2 separate regions of the Homo sapiens genome follow, and region 2 is linked to region 1. Evidence: read pairs that join two places in POLR2A ChIA-PET (ENCODE). Cell type or tissue: Panc1. All regions are shown on one strand. Links, peaks and the distances in the headings refer to the core of each region. The heading gives the core; the rest is flanking DNA.

Region 1 (5,466 bases), core at 678-4,677:
GGATACAAAGATGAGTGTGGTGTTATCCCTACCCTAGAGAAATTCACAGGCATGTAAGGAATCCAGCTATCAATTTTTAAAAGATTTTATAATGTGATAAATTCATTAAAAAGCCACAAAGTGCTGCAGGAGCAGAGAGGGGAAAAAAAATTCCCTGCTCTACAAGGGCAGGATAGTCAGGGACGATTTCTCAGATGAATCAGCATTGGGGGCTCCACACTTCCGGGGTTTTTGCAGCAGCAAAGTGAGCCTCCTGGGTGGAATCAGATGTGCCCTAGAAATTCGTCTGCCAAGCTGATTCTTCCTCACAGCCCTCCCTCACTCCAGTCCTAAGTGCTCCCATTGCCTACACTTCCCTCACAGCCTATTTTTCTAACTTTTAAATTATATTATCATTGCACAAGTATTTGTTGAACATCTTCCCTGTGAAAGGCTCACCTTGCATAGCTTTTAGTCTAACATTTAATACTCCCAAGAAACATATTTTCTACTCCTACTTTACTCATTGAGGCCGACAGAGGATAAATTACTTGCCCAAAGTCATGGCCAGGATGTGGCTGTGCTGGGTTTCAGACCCAGATCAGTCTCCACTCTTTCCATTGCACCCACTGTTTCCCTTGGTTATAAAGCTGCCCTTGCCTGTAGGCATTTGACATGCTTACTTTTATAAATGAAATGCCAGCATCTAGTCAACATCTAATAAAAAGATTCAGGAAGGAGAGGGTCATTTTTTATATTAGAATGGATTTTTTAAATTTTTTCTTTCTACTTTTACATGTTTCAAAAAAATTTCATCTCCATCCTTTTGTGGTTCAAGAGCGTGATGATTGGGTTTTCACGCTCATGTGTGAGAAGTGCCTCCCTCGAATCTTGTTATGACTCCATGTTGGCAAATTATGTCTGAAGTGAAAAAAAATTTATCTTAGTTTGAGAATGTATTATTTATAAATTGGAAGTTGTGCATTATTTATTTATTTCTACTGAAAGAAGCAGTGCCATGCATAAGGAGATAACAGAGAAACCCAAATTAGGAGATGGGTAGGGAGGGAGCAGTGCAGAGTACGAGGAAAAAAAAAAGCCAGAGATATAAAGTGAGTATAGAGTGAGGCAGCTTAGCGGAAAAGCTCACACGGCCCAATCTTGATGTCCTTTGAAATTTAAAAGACTCAGAAACAGTATCTAGAAAATGCTGATCTAAAGCCACAGGGGCATCCGACCACAAACCACATCTGGGAAATGTCAGAGAAGCAAGGTCCTCAAACCCTGAGTGTAAATGGCTCAACCAAGCAACCCCTGGGCGAGTGAAACTCTGAGTTCACAATACACAGTCATGCTCAAAAGAGTGCCCAGCAGCACGGTTCTGCCCTTCCATGAGGTGGAGAAAGAGCTTTCACTTGTGTCTGTGGCCCTGTCAGCTCCTCCAAGCTTGGATGCAAAGCCGAAGCTGGTAACATGCTGCCCCACCCCCCTATACCCACCAGGCCCAGGGTGACACTAACGCTGCCTCAGAGCGAGGGTGTGTGACCGGCCAAAAGGGGATGACAAAAGTCAACAATCCAGGGGTCCAAACATGAAAACATCCTCCCCTTGTGAAATCTCTGCCTTCTGTTATGTGCCTGAGGATGATCAGAGGCAGCACTTCCACTGCCACTTTGTCAGAGAACATTTCTCAGGGAAGGTCTGCCAGGGCTTTCTGCCAGATGCCTCCTGCTCTGACTGAGGTGGCTCAAGAAGCCATCTCAAGCTAAAGACCTGCCCACAGGGAAGTTAATATGACGTTTTCAACTCCTATTTGATTTCTACTCTATTTCTGTGAGGTCCTTTTCAAACCTATGTGGGTTCATTAAATGCTCCCATAGACCTACGTGAGGAGGAAAAAACTAGTAAGCCAAACAGGCCACGTCATTCTTTCTTCCATAGCTGCCATATCAAAGGGCTGGTGGATGTGGTCATAGTTGCCATTTCCCAGGAGCTGATATCACAGAGGAAAAGAATTTTATTTAAGGCAAAAAAATAAAAAAAAAGCCAGCAAATTTACAATTTTATGTTTCCAGGAAGCAGCAAATGCCAGGGGCTAGATGCAGATAAGATGATCTGAAACTAAAAGTGCAGCAGGGATAGCCTATCTCCCGGTCCATTTCTAAAATTCCATCTACTGATAAAGAATTGTCAGGTGAAGAAAACCTCAGACTTGCACCTGTGCAAAAGGGAAAGGGAGCCAGTAGTCAGACTGAAAATCAGATCAGAAAGTATCAGCAACATTCCAGGAAAAAAGTTGAGAGAAAAAGAAAATGTTACACACACACATACACACACACACACACACACACTGCATCAGGGAGTAGTCCTGCTGGTCAAAACAGATGCATAGCTCTGAGGTATGATTAATCCTTGCTTCTGTAACCTCAGCAACACAAAGGCTGTTTTCCACCCAAACCCTGGAGAGCCTGTCAAAATGAGTTAGACTGGATCTCCTGATCCAGTTCTCCTGTTACACAGTTGAGAAAAGTGACATGCCACAAATGCAGAGTGCTCAGGGCACTGACAAGAGCCCTCCACATGTGGCAGCTTCTGTCCCTGCTCGGTGGCAGTTACAAGCAAACATTTTCATATTTCTAGGAATGCTTCTTACACAGAAGGTGAAATCCATCCCTCTCAACAGTCATGACCCTGAGAAAATGAGCCTAAGCTGTCAGATCCGCCCGTGACCTGAAGTCCATAGGGACTATCTTCGCGCTCTCACTCTGCCCGAGGGTCTCACATGCAGCCTGTCTCTCTTCTTACTCTCTAAGTGATGTTCCTCATAGTAATGACTGTTTCTCAGGAAGAGTCCATTGTCTTCTCTTCTTATTTTCTGTGTGCTTCTCTTCCATCTAGCTCACTTTCCCATAGTAGACGCACTACAGGAAAGCAGTAGTATGAAAAAACACCTCACCACAACACAGCGTTTCCCCAAGACGGGGTTATCCAAGAGCACAGGGAGGGCCCACAACAGAGGAGATATCGTTTTAAAATTGTACCTGTGTTAATTCAAATAGGCCTATCACGGGGTCTGAAATTCTACCATTAATGATGATTTCTAGAATACAACAGAGTCAAATGTGCCCTTATAAAATAAAATACTACAAATAGAAAACACTGAAAGTAGTTATTAGTGCAAAGCAATTAATTTTCTCAGCTATTGGATGACTGTGTGGGAATCTGATAGAGGAAAGAACAGGCTAGACATTGGAGACCCGGAAGGGTGGGAGGTAGGGAGGAGGTGAGGGATGAGAAAGTACTTCATAGGTAAAATGTACATTTGATTCAGGTGATGGATACACTGAATGCCCAGACCTCACGACTGTGCAATATATTCGTGTAACAAAACTGCACTTGTATCCTTTAACTTAATACAAATAATTTTTTTTTAAGAACAAAAAAACACTCTTAGAACTTCTACAGCAACCCAGGAAATCCCTGCTCCAGCCCAGCTCTTCCCAACTGTTCTGCCCTGGTGCTCGGGGGTTCATGAGATGAGGCTGAAAGTACCCTGATAGGCAGCATCAGCTTTGCATAGGTTTTATGCTTAAATACAACACTAAACTCTCCTCAGCCTGGCAGGCCTATTGTTGCTCATCACTGGCCTTTAGCTCCTGGCCATTTCCCAGTTAAAATCAGTAGTGCCCTTCCTGGAAAACTTCATTTTCCTTCCAGCCACTCCCTGACAAATATCTTTTATCTCCTTTCTCTCTCTCCTGCCTTCCTCCCTCCTCTCCCCTCCTTCCTTCTACTAACCATTCTCCAAACTTCCTCTCCTTTATTAGGCAGAAATGGGATGAGTTACACCATCAAACATACCACATGAAGCATCGTCTCAAATGGATTTCCAGTGAATTAAGAAAAACTTGGATATAATATTTCTTGTATTTCCACTGAGCTCATAAAAGCCCAGGTTTTAGTCTGAAAACATTGCAGATAGTAAGACAGTTGGAACTGAACTGACTGCCTAAGGATTGCACCGAGCTCTGCCAGTACGGGCACAGGGTGGAAAATGCATGCACTTCAGAGGCTGCTGGCCTAGGGAGTCAGAAACAACTGGACTCAAATCCCAGCTCCACCTTAATAGCTATACAACTTTGGAGAAGTTGTTCAGTCTTTCTGAACCTCAGTTTTCTCATCTCTAAAATGGAATAACAATTCTTCAGAGTTGTACTAAATGAGTCAATAAACGTAAAAGAATATATTAAATGAATGTAAATAGAGTCTTTTAAAAAAAAATTGCTTTCCTCTCTTCTTCCTGGTCAAGGTATCATTGGTTTCTTTTGATTTTGAGAGCAGAGAGCTGGTCCCAGTTCCATTTTTATAATCCTGGGACTTCAATCAAAAGTATGTGGCTTCTTATACTGGCACTGGATACCTTGGGCTGTAGTAAGATGAAACCAATGTCAAATAAAGGACATGGTTTCATCAGATGAAAACTCCTGCTCAAGCTCCATATCACACCTCTCCCTATCTTTACTTCTTTAAAAAAAAAAAAAAAAAAAAAAGGTCTATTTCAACGAATAAAACCAGCCTAAAATCACCTCCTCTCTAAAGCTATGTTTGATCCATTCTTCCCACTGATTGATTCATTCAAAACTAGCATCCCTCTATATATACAAAAGATTGGTTCCAGCCCCTCTACCCCTGCCAACCTCATATATACCAAAATTCTCACATACTCAAGTCCCACCGTTGGCCCTGTGGAGCCCGAGTACAGAAAAAAAACAGCCTGCAGCCATAAAAAAGAATGAGATCTACCAGGTGCAGTGGCTCACACCTGTAATCCCAGCTCTTTGGGAGGCTGAGGTGGGCAGATTGCCTGAGGTCTGGAGTTCGAGACCAGTCTAGCCAACATGGTGAAACCCCATCTCTACTAAAAATCCAAAAATTTAGCCAGGCGTGGTGGCATGCACCCGTAATCCAGCTACTTGAGAGGCTGAGGCAGGGGAATTGCTTGAGGCAGGGAGGTGGAGGTTGCAGTGAGCTGAGATCGTGCCACTGCACTCCAGCTTGGGCAACAGAGTGAGACTCCATCACACACAAAAAAAGAAAGAATGAGATTGTGTCCTTTGCAGGGACATGGATAAAGCTGGAGGCCATTATATTTAGCAAATTAACACAGGAACAGAAAACCAAATACCACATGTTCTCACAAGTGGGAGCTAAATGATAAGAACACATGGACACATAGAGGGGAACAACACACACTGGCATCTTTCAGAGAGTGGAGGTTGGGGGAAGGAGAGGATCAGGAAAAATAACTAATGGATACTAGGCTTAATACCTGGGTGTTGAAATAATCCATACCCCCAAAAAAAAACCCATAACACAAGTTTACCTATATAGTAACAAACCTGCACTTGTCCTCCTGAACTTAAAAGTTAAATAAAATAAATAAAAAGAAAAAAGAAGCCATCCATATTCTTGGGTTTTGAGATGAAG
Region 2 (5,466 bases), core at 571-4,570, 210 kb after region 1:
AATCCATTACTATTACTTAAATTATCTGAACTATATGAGATGAGGGTTTATGATTATCAAGCATACCATTAACTCTGAGTTCTTCCACAAAAATGAAATCTTAGAGTATCTATCCAATGAATTCTACTTAGTTGTTTAATATTAACGCCATAACTGAATATTAACTCTACAACTAATACAACTGAATATTAACTCTACAACCAGTAAAAAAGCACGTTAAATATTCAAGGAAGACATATAAACATTCTGAGTTTATGTGTTTATAATAATATAACTCACATGTATTGCATGTAAAGCCAGGCGCAGCACTGTGCTGATCAGCAAAGTGTTTGCACCTGCAGCGAATGGGCTGGCTACCATTCAAGGGGACATAAAGGTAAGCCCTGCACTGGCAGCCAGTCACTTGGCAGGGCAGATCAATGGGGCACTGCTGAGGAATCGCTTCCAAGTCAGTTTTATGTTGTTTATACCTAAAAAAGGAGAAAGAGAGAGAAATATAAACACAATACAGGTATTATCAAAAATTACAATTTCTATTATATTAAAGGCAGATATGATTTTTTAATTATTATTGCTTTATTATTCTTCATAGTAAGGTGAAAATAAACTCTCCTACATATAGTACTTGTATCACCTATGTTGCTTTGGTCAGAGGAAATCTTTACTCTTTTAGATTTCTATTTTTAGTTATTTAAGAAGCTGTTTCACAGCAATACAAAGAATAATTATATAATTTCCTTAAAACACTTACCTCTACAGATTCCTTAATAGAGAAGCACAGCCTAAGAGTATGAAAAAGTTCAGGCCGGGCGCAGTGGCTCATGCCTGTAATCCCAGCACTTTGGGAGGCTGAGGCGGGCGGATCACCTGAGGTCGGGAGTTCGAGACCAGCCTGACCAATATAGAGAAACCCCGTCTCTACTAAAAATAAAAAATTAGCTGGCCGTTGTGGCACATGCCTGTAACCCCAGCTACTCAGGAGGCTGAGGCAGGAGAACTGCTTGAACCCAGGAGGCAGAGGTTGCGGTGAGCCCAGATCGTACCATTGCACTCCACCCTGGGCAACAAGAGCGAAACTCCATCTCAAAAAAAAAAAAAAGAAAAGAAAAAGTTCTTTACCAATGTTATTTTTGTCACAGTGCATTACTTAAATTTATTTGCATGTTTGCTACTTAAAATAGAAATATATTCAATAAACATGTGTTGATGTAATTTATTTTAATATGACTTTTGACTTCAAAATAAATTATCAATATTTTTGAAAGCCAAAGCTCCTTCTTATAGTATTGTAATTTTCTTAAATAGATCACTCACTTTCTTCTCATAGGTGATATTCAGTAAAATAATACTAAATTTATTATTCTCAATATTAATCAAAGAAATGCAAATTAAAGGCCGGTTGCGGTGGCTCACACCTGTAATCCCAGCACTTTGGGAGGCTGAGGCGGGCAGATCACAAGGTCAGGAGATCCAGACCATCCTGGCTAACACGGTGAAACCCTCCGTCTCTACTAAAAATACAAAAAATTAGCCGAGCGTGGTGGTGGGCACCTGTAGTCCCAGCTACTTGGGAGGCTGAAGCAGGAGAATGGTGTGAACCCGGGAGGCGGAGCTTGCAGTGAGCCGAGATCACGCCACTGCACTCCAGCCTGGGCAACAGAGAAAGACTCCGTCTCAAAAGAAAAAAAAAAGAAATGCAAATTAAAATGAGATACCATTTTAACTTAGCAAAAAGAGTCAAAGTTTTTAAAAACTATATGTAATACACAATGCTATCAAGAGTGTTACGAAAGGGCCAGGAGCCTGTGGCACATGCCTGTAATCCCAGCACTTTGGGAGGCCAAGGCAGGTGGATCACTTGAGCTCAGGAGTTCAAGACCAACCTGGGCAACATGATGAAAACCCCATCTCTACTAAAAATACAAAAATTAGCCCAGCATGGTGGTGTATGCCTGTAGTCCCAGCTACTCGGGAGGCTGAGGCAGGAGAATCCCTTGAACCCAGGAGGCAGAGGTTGCAGTGAGCTGAGATGGCACCACTGTACTCCAGCCTGGGCAACAGGCGAGGCTCTGTCTCAAAAAAAAAAAAAAAAAAAAGAGTGTTACAAAAGAACAAATTCTATTTAATAATGTTTCAAGAAACTTGAAAAGGTCCATTCTTTGAACCAGAAATTTCATTTTTGGAAAATATACCCTAAGAAAATAATTCCATATATAGAAAAAGCTTTATGCATACCAATAATATTAGCAATAGTACTTACATCAGCTACATTATACACACACCCACACGACATAAGAGAACCAGTAAGTAAATTACTAGACAACAGTTTTCAAACATTTTAGCAGTGAAACCCTTTTGTCAAATAAAATCTTTTATAGAACCAGAATACATAAAACAAATGCAGAATTGGTTAAAGCGAAAGGAAGAACAGAATAGAGTTTCCCCTTCTAACCTGCCCTTCCACCTGGCACACCCCCAAGGCTCCCTCACAGCTCCGGAGAACACAGATAAACACCACTGGACTAGCTGGACTAGCTGGCAGGTATTAAAAATCTTGTTTTTGATCAGCACATAACAATGTGGAAACATATTTCTATGATTCTGTCATTAAAAAGTGGCTCAGTATTTTATGCACACACATACTTCACAACAGTTAAATGGCACAGTGGCTCATGCCTGTAATCCCAGCACTGTGGGAGGCCAAGGCAGGTGGATCACCTGAGGCTGGGAGTTCGAGCCCAGCCTGACCAACATGGAGAAATCCCGTCTCTGCTAAAAATACAAAATTAGCAGGGCATGGTGGTGCATGCCTGTAATCCCAGCTACTCAGGAGGCTGAGGCAGGAGAATCGCTTGAACCCACGAGGCAGAGGTTGTAGTGAGCTGAGGTCGCGCCACTGCACTCCAGCCTGGGCAACAAGAGTGAAACTCCGTCTCAAAAAAAAAAGAAAAAGTCATACAGATATTGTAAAAAAAAAAAACTAGCAGCTGGCTTTGGGTAGTGAGCTGCTTCTATATATTGTATATAGAATATATTCTATGTTTCTATATATCCCCCATTTTCCTTGATAATCATATACCACTTTAATAGTGGGGTGAAAAAGTTTGGAAGAAATCTCACTGAGTGGATCAGTACTAAATATAATAACTTCTCCATCAAAGTTGAGTTGGGTCAGCTGAGCATGGTGGCGCACACGTGTAATCTGAGTACTTTGGAAAGCCCGAGGTAGACAGATAACTTAAGCCCAGGAGTTCCAGACCAGTCTGGGTAACAAAGCCAAACCACTTCTCTACAAAAAAATACAAAAATTAGCTGGATGTGGTGGCAGACGCCTGTGGTCCCAGCTACTTGGGAGGCTGAGGTCGAAGGATCGCTTGAGCCCAGGAGGTCGAGGCTGCAATGAGCCAAGATCGTGCCACTGCACTCCAACCTGAGTGACAGAGTAAGACCCTGTCTCAAAAAAAAAAAAAAGTTGAGTTGGATCAATTCTGACGTTCAAGTCCATGCTGTATAAGTTATACAGAGATTAGAAAGTGGCACTAAATTTGTGTAAGAATAAATTATAAAACTATCACAAACTTACCAAACCCCTCTTTAATTCTGAAAGATATCAACACATCCCTTATCCTCCATTCCTCCTCAGTGTTTTTAGTTGGAGTTGCTAAATAAATTTATAATCAATCTATATACAACATTACTCATCCTAGCAACTGCCTAACAAACTTTGGCAAACTGCAACTCTGTAAATAGCAACTATACAAAGAGTCTCTGTGAAAGAGCCCCAGAAATTGCTATCAGAATAGGGTGGTTCCTCTTGGAACCGAAAGTTAAAGTTGCTGCCTGAAAACATGGAACAGGTTCAGAGACTTTTCTGTGAAGCAGCTTAGGTATTCTGAACTTTATTTACAACTGTGAGACGGTAGCAAAATTTAAAGTAGAGCATACACACAGCAAAACGCAAACTTCAGATACAGACAACTCAAGCCAAAAACTGAAGCCTCACTTATTTCCTTTCCTTTAGGCACTTTTCTTGGAACATGACCATTTGTAATGCAAAGCAGTGTGCTTGTTTGTTTAAAGAAAGGTATCGACACAGCAGATCCTTAAGGTATAAAAGGCAATTAGTAAATTTGAGGAGAAATGTTTATACTTATAGATGGACAGCATGATCAGTGTGGGTCAATTCAAGCAACGCTTAAAGTAGTTCCTCAATCTGATGACCCATTCTCTACTTTCTCCAATGATGTGAGATGTAGGTAGACTGCTCCCCAGTCAAACTGAAAGACCCCTGGCAAAGCCACAGGGCCACCAAACATTTTTACCAATGGCAAGAGAACTGCTTAAGGTGACAGACTCCATGATGAGCACTAATAAGATATGATGGAAAATTTTTAATTATAGCTTTAAAAACCTTTAGATAATTTTTGTGGGGTTTTGTTTTGTTTTGTTTTGTTTTGTTTTGTTTTGTTTTGTTTTGTTTTGCTTTGTTTTGAGACAGAGTCTCACACTGCCACTCAGGCTGGTGTGCAGTGGCGTGATCTCAGCTCACTGCAACCTCACCTCCCAGGTTCAAGCGATTCTCCTGCCTCAGCCTCCCAAGTAGCTAGGATTACAGGCGTGTGCCACCACGCCCGGCTAATTTTTTGTATTTTTAGTAGAGACAGGGTTTCACTATGTTGGCCAGACTGGTCTCAAACTCCTGACCTCGTGATCCACCCACCTCGGCCTCCCAAAGTGCTGGAATTACAGGCGTCAGCCACTGAGCTCGGCCAATTTTTGTTTTTTAAGAGACAAGGTTTCACTCTCTGTCACCCAGGCTTGAATGCAGTTGCACAATCATAGCTCACTGCAGACTAAACTCCTGGGCTCAAGCAGTCCTCCGGCCTCGGCCTCCCAAAGTTCTGGGATAACACAGATGTGAGCCACCATCCCCAGCTGATAATTTCTACTCTACTATATAAAGGACAATTGTTAAATGTTTCTCAATCATTACGATTTGTAGAAGTAAGATATGCTTAGCTTTTTATTTTCTAATTATCAAAAAACTTTGCAATAAAGTATCTTACCTATGTGTACAAAAACACAGTGTCTCTGGGCCCACAAGTTTACAATCCATCCCTGTTGGTGACCGCCAGCTCACAAATAATCTGTTTTGTAAGCGCAGAGGTAAAACTTTTCTTTTGTATTCTTCATATTCTTCAGGAGTAAAAAGTTTCCCTCCATCATCCTCACCAACAATTCTACAACAAAAATATATATTTCTCTTAAGCTTTGAGTATTTATTTTCTGGGTGAGCTATGACCAGGCCACTGCAAATATTAAATAAATTTGTAAGCTTTTATTTTGTAAATCTGTCTTTTCTTACAGATGTGGCAGGCCGGGTCTCTGTAACAACTGTTTCAGCACTGACTGAGTGGTTAAGTTAAATATTAAAAGCTAATAGAACCAGGGTCCTTATACAAAGGC

The links. ChIA-PET counts read pairs that join two places held together with the same protein. Peaks named below come from ENCODE experiments on the same cell type or tissue, not always from the same donor. Only the 100,000 strongest peaks of a DNase experiment are listed, where the experiment ranks them.
Region 2: POLR2A ChIA-PET joins it to region 1 with 8 read pairs; 3 of 35 experiments call an interaction of 5 or more read pairs at or near these places.

Annotation. Positions count from the first base shown.
Region 1 is chr7:23,890,468-23,895,933 of GRCh38, reverse strand. LOC124901835 (small nucleolar RNA U13) reads left to right here and starts at 800; the gene lies at 800-906. In Panc1, for the core only: no CTCF peak of the experiment used is centred there; no DNase peak of the experiment used is centred there.
Region 2 is chr7:23,684,273-23,689,738 of GRCh38, reverse strand. It overlaps FAM221A (family with sequence similarity 221 member A), which reads right to left. Exons shown (of 7, transcript NM_199136.5): 2 at 5,067-5,240; 3 at 280-470. Among named protein-coding and RNA genes, the nearest start is that of FAM221A, 6.8 kb to the right of the region's middle. In Panc1, for the core only: no CTCF peak of the experiment used is centred there; no DNase peak of the experiment used is centred there; H3K27ac peaks cover 713 bases.